Linked DNA regions of Homo sapiens: region 2 is linked to region 1. The links are chromatin contacts, found by Hi-C or POLR2A ChIA-PET in ENCODE. All regions are on one chromosome and are shown on one strand. Each heading gives the region's core, a stretch centred on a gene start or an enhancer-like site at or near the end of the contact. The rest is flanking DNA. Distances are from core to core; before and after follow the strand shown.

Evidence for each region. Hi-C counts contacts between places; a loop is a spot of excess contacts on that map. ChIA-PET counts read pairs that join two places held with the same protein, here RNA polymerase II (POLR2A). Pooled maps may share reads with other maps.
Region 2: a pooled map shows a loop between it and region 1 (1.9-fold over the local background). The contact joins two enhancer-like sites. A Hi-C loop is called at or near these places in 1 of 50 pooled maps. POLR2A ChIA-PET finds 5 or more read pairs at or near these places in 4 of 52 experiments (AG04449, AG04450, MCF 10A and 1 more).

What each region holds. Positions count from the first base shown.
Region 1 is chr5:39,395,224-39,401,050 of GRCh38, forward strand. The region is part of intron 1 of DAB2 (DAB adaptor protein 2); the gene reads right to left. Among named protein-coding and RNA genes, the nearest start is that of DAB2, 27 kb to the right of the region's middle. RefSeq lists an enhancer at 123-292. Within about 2 kb of position 4,433, at least 11 of the 41 ENCODE cell types and tissues checked have a DNase peak (open chromatin) inside an H3K27ac peak, as active enhancers do.
Region 2 is chr5:39,499,548-39,505,950 of GRCh38, forward strand. No RefSeq gene overlaps it. Among named protein-coding and RNA genes, the nearest start is that of LINC02104, 18 kb to the right of the region's middle. Within about 2 kb of position 2,029, at least 8 of the 41 ENCODE cell types and tissues checked have a DNase peak (open chromatin) inside an H3K27ac peak, as active enhancers do.

The DNA of each region.
Region 1 (5,827 bases), core at 3,183-5,682:
CCAATGTTTCTATATGCTGTAGAGAGAGCTAGGGCGAGTAGATTAACTTTCTACATTGACTGATGACCAAAGGCAAAGAAAAGCTATTCATTGTTTTGTAATCGTGTTAAGACAACCTGTGGGCTGGCACACTAACCCCTCCACAACCCTGCCTTCAACAAAAGCCCTCTTCATTCCGTGCCTATACCACCCATTTAAGTGAACATTGTAACTGAAGGACCAAGCCCACCACATGGGAATAACTGTCGTTTGTTAGATACTTAAAGAATATCTAAATAAAAAGTAAGTCTCAAGTTTTTACTCAATTTAAATTGCACTTAGCTTGTTTACAGATGTCAACATGTTTTCATAGGGGTCAGTACTTAATTTCTCCCACTGTGAGTTTTAAAAGTCTTTATAATCTGAACAGTCTTTAAATACATACATTCATGCAATCTATGTATGAGTAATGTTATCTGAATTGCTTCATTTGGAGATTTAGTAGTTAATTTTGCTCAAAGACACCTGGCTGGTTGGCAACCAGGGAGACAGTCTGTTTACAGATGAAAGTCTTACACAGTAGGAGACTCAAAGCCATTCTTAACTCAGGACTTAGGTGGGAACCAGGCACTATTAACCTTTTAATTGTATAACTTTAAAAGATTCATAGTAGTCCTGTGAGTATTACTGTATCATATTTCATTTTCCAGAGGGAAGGCTAAGACACAGATATTCTTTTTTTTTTTTTTTTTTTTTTTGAGACGGAGTCTTGCTGTGTCGCCCAGGCTGGAGTGCAGTGGCACGATTTCGGCCCACTGCAACCTCCACCTCCCGGGTTCAAGCGATTCTCCTGCCTCGGCTTCCTGAGTAGCTGGGATTGGGATTACAGGTGAGGGGCACTACGCCCGGCTAAGTTTTGTATTTTCAGTAGAGACGGAGTTTCACCATGTTGGTCAGGCTGGTCTCAAGCTCCTGACCTTGTGATCCGCCTGACTCAGCCTCCCAAAGTGAAGGCAAAGATATTTAAAACGACATACCTGCTAAGTGGTAGAACCAGGTTTGTAACCCAGACTGTCTGGCCCCAAACCAGAGTTCCTCAACACTGCAGTGACAAATCTCAGCTGAGAAGCTGTATTCCAGCACAGCTTCACGTAGTCCTCTTGAAATACACATGTCCATTGCATGGTTTACACACAAGTCTATTTGCTTGTCTGCCCACACACTGGACTATAATCTCCTTGAATGTAGGAGACTCATTTCTCAATGTCTGGGATATAGATGGCATTCATGCAGATGGTAATGAGGGCAGTTGTAGCTATGCGTATTTTCTTCCTTGCTTGTTATGTGTATACACTGGTATGTATTACCTATTTTCTTATCTCTCTATCTTCTCTTTTAATGCAAGTATTTTTGAAGTTAAATGTACAATTTTGTCTTTAGGCAGTGAATTATTCAGATGGGACTGCAACTGAAGTCTAGGGGTGGTTAATGTAGCCCAAAGACAGTAACCGTTTTCCAGAAATGAATGTGATGCCTATGGGGTCTTTGCAGCTTCCCAGTTTGGGGAGAGGGTGAGAACATCTTTCTCTGAATGAAAGACAGTTGCACCTTTTTAGATGGAAACACTTGTGTGGCTGTCAGAGGAAAAGTTGAAAGGTGTGGAAGGGTGTATGTGGATGCTGAGTAGCTGGAGGGGTGATCTGTGCCATTTAAGTTGTCTCAGCTTCAGAACCACCTCTATCTCCGGTTAGTGAAGCCAGAGCTAGACTGTGCAAACATTCCTGCTTTGCCTGCTGGCTGCATGTTGGCTCTGCCAGTAAGGTGCGCTGGAGGGAAACTGCCAAGCTGGTGAAGGGACTCGGACATGTCTGCTTGCTCCACATGGACTTCCTTATGACTTGAGACTCCTGGGAGTGTGACTCTAGTAGAACTTCTTCACTCCAGCAGCAAGAGTTTCTTCCTAAAACAGCCCCTGAATCCAGTTTTAACACTTGCAGAACTAGTCTCATCATGCCTGTCCTGGAGACATCAGCATCAGCCCTCTGGCATACTCTCTCCAGGCCAACAGGTCCCAGGCCCTCAGAGCACAGGGACTCCAGTACTAGCTAAGCAGTACTCCCTTCTCAGAGGCCTCAGTATCAGCACCATGAGACCCCCTCCTGCAAGCTTTATAAACTTTGATGGTTCCAATGTCTTAACTTTGTCCCCTCAGCCCTAGAGGTGGTAGCTGCTTTCTGTAGTTTACTTACCCAGTGATGACTTGATCTTCTCTTCTTACTCTCTCAGTTTTCTAGCTAACAACTTATACCTAGTTAACACTTAATATCTGCGGCCATACAACCATGAACAAGCCTGATTTTGGAAGCTAAGCAGGGTCAGGCCTGGTTAGTATTCGAGTGGGAATTAATGCTTAACATTAAAATCTTTTAAAATAACTGGTGTGGACTGAACTCCAACTGACACAATGGTAAGGCTAATCTGTTTTGATTTTCCAGATCAAAAAACTATTCTTTAAGGGTACCCTAAATGTGGCAGATTCAAGTGTTTCACTTGAATATTAATCCTTATATGCTTTTAAAAACCATATTATTTTGGCTTTCAAGGCTATATTTATATACTTCGATATCTACTTTTAACTTTCTAGGCCCAGAACAAGAACTGCAACAATATATTCCAAAACAGAATACATTCTATTTTCTTCATGGGAGGCAATTGAAGTGTGTGTGACTATACCTTCAGATCTGTCTTGCTTAGGTCAGTATTATGTTGAGTTCATCAATGCATGTGTTGATAGCAGCAGCAAGATGGCCCAGAACTGGGTTAGAATCACTGGCTGAAAAAGTGACCTGGGCTTAAGAGTCTGTTGCCCATCTTTGAAGCCGGATATCATACTTCACTGCAAGGTATTATTTCTGACATGAAAAGACTTAGCTCATTAAATTTGGCAATTTGTATTCTTACATGAGACTATTTTAAAAGAATTTGAGAAGTGCCACAAAGCACTTTGAGGGGTTTTGGGGGAGGGAACGGTGGCATCTGGGTTTAGTCATAAAAGTAACACAAGACGTAGCTGAAGACCAGGTATCGAATCTAGCGTTGGCAGACTGGGCCAAATGGAAGGATTCTAAGGTGAGTGGCATTACCTTGCTGTAAGTTTTTATAGCAAAAATTTCTCTGTTCAGATATTTAAATACAGCTTTTCATAGCATTGGAATTGCTTTAAAGGTAATTGATTTCCTTTGACTATATCCTTTCGCCATTTGGGTATGAGCAATTCCAAGGGACAAGGAAGAAAAAAATAAGGAGGAAAAGTTTCTGTAATATAAATTCCCTGAAGAAAATGGATGTGTATGTTGAGTTGCAATAGCCAAGGGTAAGTCTCCATTGTAGGCCATACAATTGAAAATATATCTATCTCTACTTCCTGAAATGATCAGAAGGTAGACTCTGCTTACAGGCCCCAAGACTACAAACCCCTTTACAAAAAAAATGTTCAAGACTTATTGCAAGATTTTAACAAAAGTGTACATCCAGTTATGCATACACCAGAGTGATAATTCACATTTCTCCCAAGGTTTAAAGAGCACGTCCCCATCATAGACTTGTCAAATAGGCAAGTTATCATTTAACATGCAGTGGGTAGAAGGCAGCTCACTTACAGACTTAGATCCATCTGTAGAGAATAATTGGTTTAAACTTAATAGTCAATATTCAAATGTAATGCATTTGAATATTGTCACTTGCATCCATAAAACTTTTAGCAGGGTTTTTAATGAGTTGAATTTAAAAAAGGGATTGGGCCTAGAAAAGGGATCTGAGGACCAAAAGTCCCCTAGTTAATTCCTTTGATTACCTTTCCAAACTGGGGCTCTGTTGAAGAAAGTGTCTAGCTTATGTTAAGCAATGGGGTCTGTTTGAAAGCTCTAGGATGGTAAAAATTTCTTACAAAGGGAAGCAAGTGAGTGCAGCACAAGGAGGAAGTATACAATTTTCTCACTCGTTGGGTGTAGTCTCAGGTCCCTTCAGTTCAAAAAGTGCAAAATTAGTCAGGAAATACACCCAAGGGGTGTTATCACAAGGCAAGGATTACAAATGAAAGCTCAAAAACATATAAAAAGGCTCACAAGCACAGTTCCCCATCTAAAAATAGCTAGTTTGTTATCCTGGTTCTCAGGGACTGGCTGTTTCCTTCATTAGAAGATTGAAAAGAGAAGTAAGATGACACATGTAAAAACAAAGGAAGATCTAAAGTTATCTTATAGTCCTGACTCCTTTTTAAGGCCTCAGATAGAACAGAAAGCTGTAAAGGAAACTCTGCTATATGAATAAAATTAGCTTCCATTTAAGTGAAGATCTCTAACTTGGATTTTGGACTTAATGCAAATCTCCCTGAAAGAATGCAGAGACTTCCCCCTTCTGTGGGACTAGCATCAGATGACTGCAAGAGATTCTGGAGCTTGCAACATCTCTCCTGGTTTCTGAGAAGGCTCTGAGAAATTTATTCTGGAAGACTGCATGAGTCATCTTAGAATGACTATGGGCTTTGCAATAATAAAAATCAGCTGTTGCTTAGTCCTTAGTGATTCATATAAAATGTCTAGTGTTTTGAATCCTTCAATTGCCAGCATGGTGGACAATGATTAGTCTAGGCTTTATAGGGGTAAAGTTGGTTGGCACTTCTTATATATCCTTATCCTTTCTACCAGTAGGAATGTGTTGGCATCAGCAATGGTACTACTTAATGATTCCAAGGTTTTGAAGCAATATCATAATACAAGTGTCAACCATCCTCCCCTGTGACTCCCAAGCCTACCTTCTTACCCTAATTATACAGAGCAGGCAGGAAAAGTGCTTTGCCAGTCTCAAAATGCTGGTAAAAGGAATAACTTGAGTTAAGGACTTAGTGGTAGCCCCATTCAACAGATGGTAGGGAATTTATTTTTAACATTAAGGGGAATGGGACAAACACCTAGTATACCAACCACTAAGAACACTTATTCCGAAAGGCCTATGAAACAGAATGTGTCTCTCTTTTTTTTTTTTTCTTGAGATAGAGTTTCACTCTTGTTGCCCAGGCTGGAGTGCAGTGGCGCAATCTCGGCTTACTGCAACCTCTGCCTCCCAGGTTCAAGCCATTCTCCTTCCTCAGCCTCCCGAGTAGCTGGGATTACAGCCACCCACCACCATGCCTGGCTAAGTTTTTGTATTTTTAGTAGAGACAGGGTTTCACCATGTTGGCCAGGCTGGTCTCGAGCTCCTGACCTCCCTCAGGTCCTGCCTCGGCCTCCCAGAGTGCTGGGATTATAGGTGTGAGCCACCGCATCCGGCTGAATGTGTCTCTATTTTATGAATAATGAAATGGACACAGCAACAGAAAATCAATCCGCCATAAGCCATTGGGCTCAAAGTGAGCATAGTCTGTGTTTTCTCTTCTCTTATATATACTGTCTCTCTTGTCTTTTCTTGAATCCCACTGATTTTAACCTGGATTTTATAAGCTACTTTCAAAAAGTCATCATCCCACTGACATTAACACACCATTAATTTTTAGCAAGAAGCCACATATAATAGACACAGGGAAAGGAATTAAGGAGACTCAAGAAGAAAGCAACATAAACATATTTGTTTAGAATGTCCAGTACTTTGTACTGGACAGAGAATGTGCTTCCTTGTTTCTTTGAACTTTCTGCCTGCCTCAGCTAAAGTGCGGAATTAGGACAACATGTGAAATATTAACCTCTAAGACAGACCTCGGGGTCCAAGAGGGCAGCAAACAGCCTTCACTGCTATCTTCAAAGTAGCTCTTTAAGAATAGGGGTCATTACCAGCGATGCTGTAGCAAAGTTAG
Region 2 (6,403 bases), core at 779-3,278, 100 kb after region 1:
CTCTTTCTTTCTTTCTTTCTTTCTTTCTTTCTTTCTTTCTTTCTTTCTTTCTTTCTTTCTTTCTTTCTTTCTTTCTTTCTTTCTCTCTCTCTTTCTTTCTCTCTCTCTCTTTCTTTCTCTCTCTCTCTCTCTCTCTCTTTCTTTCTTTCTTTCTTTCTCGCTTTCTTTCTTTTGAGACAGGGTCTCATTCTGTCACCCAGGATGGAGTACAATGGTGTGATAATGGCTCACTGCAGCCTCAACCTCCCCAGCCTCAAGTGATTCTCCCACCTCAGCCTCCCAAGTGGCTGGGACTAAAGGTATATACCACCATACCCCTGGCCAATTTTTGTACTTTTTGTAGAGTTGGGGTCTCACTATGTTGCCCAGGCTGGTCTTGGACTCCTCGGCTCAAGAGATCTGCCTGCTTTGGCCTCCCAAAGTGATGGGATTACAGGCATGAGCCACTGTGTCCCACCTAAGGCAGTATTTTTCAAAAGAATTAATTATACAGTATATTCCATGAGGACAAAGACCTTATTTCCCATAGAGTCTTAGTACTGATCATGGTAGCTGACACAGAGCAGAGGCTCTATAAAGATACGTTGAATAAATGAATGAATACATGTATTCCATATACTTTGGTTGTAATAATGTTTATACTGAGAGAGTGGTGATCAGTAAGATGGATTCCTTATGTCACCTGTTGTAGGGAACCCAACTGACTGACAGCTTCAGGGGCTGTCCTTCCGGATCCATCATTGTATTTGTGCCGGGGTCATGCCTCCCAAGAACTACTCCTAGCCAATGACTGAGCACAGTGTGGGGTGGGGATGGAGGAAATTAATGAGGGCTAATTTCTGTGAGACATGGGACTTTCCAACAGTCCCAGATAGTTCCCATTGCCTGGCCAAACCTTACTTGGAATTATGCTGCCATCTGAGACTCTTCTACCAAATCCTTCTTCTTTCCCTCTCTCCTTCCACTGGTGTCAGACTGACATTACCATCTTAAATATCTCCTTGTCTTCTCCTGCTTTCTCTCCCAGTACATTTCTTGCAAATCTTATTCTGTCTTTTAAGCAGTCTAATCCTGCTTTTAAGTAGTCCTGAAATAACAGGCAGATATACAGTGGCTAAGTCAGGGAGAGGCATGGGAAAGTCTATGCCATGAGCAGTTTATATTTAACTTGTGTTAATCCGGCCCAGCACATTTAAAAAAAATTAGTAAAGAAATTTTCATCACATCAGCAAAGTTATCATTAGTCTCACTCAAATGTACTTAGTAACAATGACTTTACTCCTTAAAAACACCCTCTCCCACTACTGGTATCACCAGGGAGTCATCCATAGACATGAAATGAGAACATTCCTAATCTGAGTATACACTGAGAAGCAACAAAGGTATTTACAGTACCACCATGATTACAGATTTAGATTAAAAACCGTGAGTTTAAAAAAAAGTGTGGAATTACTTACATGGTATACATGTTAGGCTTACTGCCTAATATTTCTTCATAGAATCCAGTATTATTTGAAGCTCTGGGCATGTGAACCAAAGCTTATTTTTACAGCTGGGCTTAACATCCTCACTTTGGATGATTTGTGACACAGTGACACCTCATGTGTCTAATAAACTATAAAAAATGGTAAATCTTTTGGAATTTGAATGTCTACTTAATTTTACACTTAATCATATATTTAATCTTCAAAGAAGCAAAAGTTGTCAGCTGCATATAAGTCTTATAATTGCAACAGAATGCTTATTTCCATATAATGTTTGTGCAGTGCTGAGAGCAAGGTGGGCATTCAATACCTACCCATGGATGAAAATATTTTGAAAAAAATGATTACTAAGATACAGAAACAGATTCAAATGGACATTTTAGTATTTAAGTCAAGATATCTTCAGCAGACACATTTGGTTAATAAAAACCAACAACTGAAATGCAAAAGATGATATTAGTTCTTAAAGTCAAGCTGGATTCTTTCCAGCAGGCAGGGAAAGGCCATTACCCAAAGGGCCAAGTCATTCCCAGCGAGCTCTCCGCAGCCAGCAAGCACAGCCGTGAACTGGAATAACATTTACTGGAATGGGATGCGGAGGCCTCCTTTTGGATGACTCTAGAGTGATTCACAGGAACAATTTATAAAATTTTCACAGGGTTTCAAACTTTTTCCTGCTTTTTGAAAAATATATGCATTTCTACAAGCAGGGCAGAAGGGGCAAATGCGGGAATGTGGATGGTTCCAGTTCATTGTCCCTCTCATTTCAGTGCAGACCCTGTGATTGCTCTTTTATTTTATTTTATTTTTAATGTAGCTCAAAAGGCTAAAGGGAAAAAAAATCCATCAGCTGTGAAGAATGACTAAGTGCCACCTGTTTGCACAAGTAGTAACCATGCGACTCCTACATTCTGATAGTTTTTAAAAAATTAACATGTGTTTCGTGTGTGTGTGTGTGTGTGTGTGTGTGTGTGTGTGTGTCTTGGGCATGGTTAGGTTTGCTCTTGCCCTAGGTCGGCATATCTAGTTTCAGTTCTAGGCAGCCATGGACAATTTGCCTTTTTATTCTACTTGGAAACTCTGCTGATAAAGCTGTTTAAGGGGCTCAGGTGCTGACAGGCTGGGCACTGTCAGTATCTGGGATTACAGGAAGTCCATCAGATTACTGAGCTGCGTTTGCTCCACACGTGGTAGCAAGGAAATGAAAGTCATTCATTGTGCTTTTTCCTTGCTCCCTGTCACTGGCAGTTTAAGACCCTTCTTCAAACTCTTTGACTGAATCATAATTTTATATGCCAATGTTTTAGCAAAATTACACACTGGTGTTACTATAAGTGATAAATAACAATGCTTTTCATGTTTCTTTTACATTTAAATTTTACAAATTTAAGCTCTTATTTTAAAAATTATATCACCTTCTCCCACTTCGCTGTATCCTGACCCCAGAGCAAATACATAGTCACACACAGGCTACAAAAGCCTGGGATATAAACTGGGTCATTTTTGTATTCACATGCAGTGATGGATCGCTAATTTTGGTGTGAATCATGGAGTTAGGTGGGACTTGTTAAAAATATATGTTCCTGAGTCCCTATGCTGAAGGCCCTAAATCAGGACCTTTGGGAATGGCTCTCTGGGTCTCCTACACAGTAGTCTGAGAACAATCGCTACATTAATTCCCTAATGTGGTCTCAATTCAGTGGAAATAAGACTTTCAACTCCTTTTTAAAGCCTTTTCTCCTATCACCTTACCCATGTCACAAGCTACTTCTATGAGCCCCTGAACACCGGCTCACTGTGTGTCTGAGAGCAGTCACCTTGGCTGCCCTGGGACTCCATGGTGTTTCTCCTGCTTCCCTCAGCCCCCTTTGGGCAAGTCTTGTGCAAGACTAGAGAGTAGCAAGCACTCTCTAGAGCTAACGCCTGCCCCATATCTGTGCCGAGAGTAGTCATTTACTCTCCTTTTGCTGTGAAAGCCACCCTTGTTGATTCCTCTCTATCAAACCGGCTGCCCTGAACGTACTGCAAAGTTCTACCACGAAAAGTGGAAACTGCAGCACCAATAGGCTTGCTCTTCAAATTACCAGCTCGGTGCTTATGATGAAATTGAAGATCTGTTTCTCTACCTATAAAATAAGAGTTGTATTAAATAAATTTTTGAAGTGCTTTTCTACTTTAAAATTGTATGCTTCTAGATGGCTAGTAATTTTTGTACTTGTAGCACGTTAGAGTTATGGAACTCTCCAACAGCAGCTGTTTTGGCTCATATGATTTCCCAATCTGTCTGTGGGCTCCCTGCTTGGGAGGTGTCCTCTCTCATGAGACAGAACTTAGCAGAAATAGTGTCTTGGGTGTGGCTAGTCAGCTACAGGAGGCCAAAGAGAAGGACACTAATCTAGAGATGGGAGGGTAGAGCCATGTAAGGAACCACATAGCTAATCAAGTAGTCCAGGCTAGTGATAGGTATATAAAGAACTAAATTCAAGAGGCAAAAGAATTTGAAATATTATAAACAAAAATTGGGGGTGGGGTTTGCAAGAGAGATGTTTGGGAAGTCTAGGTTACTGGCAGGCATACTCAGATCAAAAATCAAATCTCTTTTAAGAACATAGAGAATGTTAGAAATTATCATTGAAATCTTGGGGTGGACTGGGGTTTGCAAGAAGGTGTTAAGAAAAGAAATGCAAACTTGACATTGGCTGGCAACAGCCTCTGATTCAGCCTTCTCCATAAGATACCAACAGGTTGGTTGCTACCTTTCCCTACAGCCAAAAGGGGTTCCAGCCTATGTTCTCAGCCTCCTTAGGCCTTGAATTAGTTTGGCCAAGTATTTAGTAGAGGAGAAGGTTGGGGCCACTAGCTGGTAGTGTGTGAGATCAGGCTTGCTCTATTTCCAGTATCCAGGATTTGCAAGGTGGGACTGAGATGACTTGGCTGAGTTGCAGCCATCCCTTCCTTACTTCTGCCCCATTTTCTTTGTCCCCATGACTATCTTTCTGCCTTGCTGTCTCCATCTTTTATCCCAGTTCTCTGGAGCTTTGCCAGTTTAACTGGGGTTTGCATTTGTTTCCTAGGGTTGTCCTAACAATGTATCACCAATCTGGTGGTTTAAATAACAGAAATGTATTGTTTCACAGTTTTGCAAACTGGAAGTCTGAGATCTAAGTGTCTACAGGGTTGGCTTCTACTCAGGGCTGAGGGAGAAATATGTTCCATGTCTCTCTCTAGCTTCTGGTGTGTTGCTGGCAATCTTTGATGTTTCTTGGCTCCTGTTAGTTACCCTGATTTACTCCTTTATCTTTATAAGGTGTTCTCCCTGTGGGCATGTCTATGTCCAGTTTTTCCCTTTTCATGAGGAGATCAGTTATATTGGATTAGGGGCCCACCGTCTTCCAGTATGAGTATGTTCTTATTTTAATTAATTATATCTACAATAACTGTGTTTCCAAATAAAGCCACTGTCTGAGGCTCTACAGGATTGGACCTCAATATATAAACTTTTTTTTTGAAGAGGGAAGCAATTCAACCTATAGCAAGGTTATTGCCTGTTTTTGTTTTCAATTTTTAAAAATTTGAGACAGTCTCACTCTGTCACCCAGGCTGGAGTGTAGTGGTGCGATCTCAGCTTACTGCAACCTCTGCTTCCCTGGCTCAAGCAATCCTCCCACCTCAGCCTCCCAAGTAGCTGGGACTACAGGTGTATGCCACCACACCCAGCTAATTTTTGTATTTTTTGTAGAAACTGGGTTTTGCCATGTTGCCCAGGCTGGTCTCAAACTCCTAATCTCAAGTGATCCTCCCAAAGTGCTGTGATTACAGGCATGATCCACCACACCTGGCCAATTGCCTAGTTTTTAATCAAACTGTTTTTCTTACACTGGAAACTTCCTACCTGCATTTCCCAGTTATTCCCAGGAATTGAGCTTTAAGCTAGAGAGACCAATCAGAATCACTGTACTGATTGTAGCTCACCCGATGAAAACCACTCAGCCTAGAATCCTGTTACCATGCCTTAGCTACCTGATCAGACTCCCATGGCTAGCACTGCTGACCCTGGAAACTTCAAATCTGTGCTTTGAGCTGTTTATGTTGCCATTTTGCTTTTTGAGACCTGTCCTATATACAGGTTAGCACTCTCCACCTTCTTCTACTTCTCAGTGCCTCCTCTTCTTATCCGTATGGTACTTCTCCAGGCAAGTGCATGTAGCCAATAGCTTGGAAAGCCTCATAGCAATAACAGTACTTCCACAGGCTGTAGGAACTATTAGTTCAATTAGTAAGTCATGTAGATTCAAACAACATCTTTGCACTTTAGAATTCACAAAATACTGCCAAGAATACTACCACCAAATCACATATAGTCTATGGGTATTTCAACTATGAGTGGCCTATGGAAAATCTATAGGTAATGTAGCTTAAATGGTGGGTCAAAATATGAGAAAGTTGTGAGCCATCTATATAGTACAATGCTTCCTTCACTTTCAAGTTTAACTTGCTGGAATATTTCTGAGGAAATCCTCATGAATCACTCATTTGGCAAAACTTCTGTTTTGAGCATTAGCTCTGTACCTACTGTACTAGATTTTGGAGGTAAAGACATGAGTGAGAGGTGATTTCTGATGTAGGGGTCATGAGCCCCCTTCCAAAGGATTATTCAAAGGACCAATAATTTGACTAGATGATAGAAGTTACTGAATTTGTCAAGTCCATAAGACAAGTATGAAAAGATTAATTTCTTATATCTGGGAATGGAATAAGCAACAGAGGTGGGAAGTTTGGCCTGTGACTTTTGTTCTAACACCAAGACTGTTGCATTCTCTGGGGATGGTTTTTTATTAGAGGCTAATTAGTTCTCTTGGCATGAACTTGGACATCTCCGCCCTCTGACATAACTGTGAATCCTCTCCAGGGGCCCCATA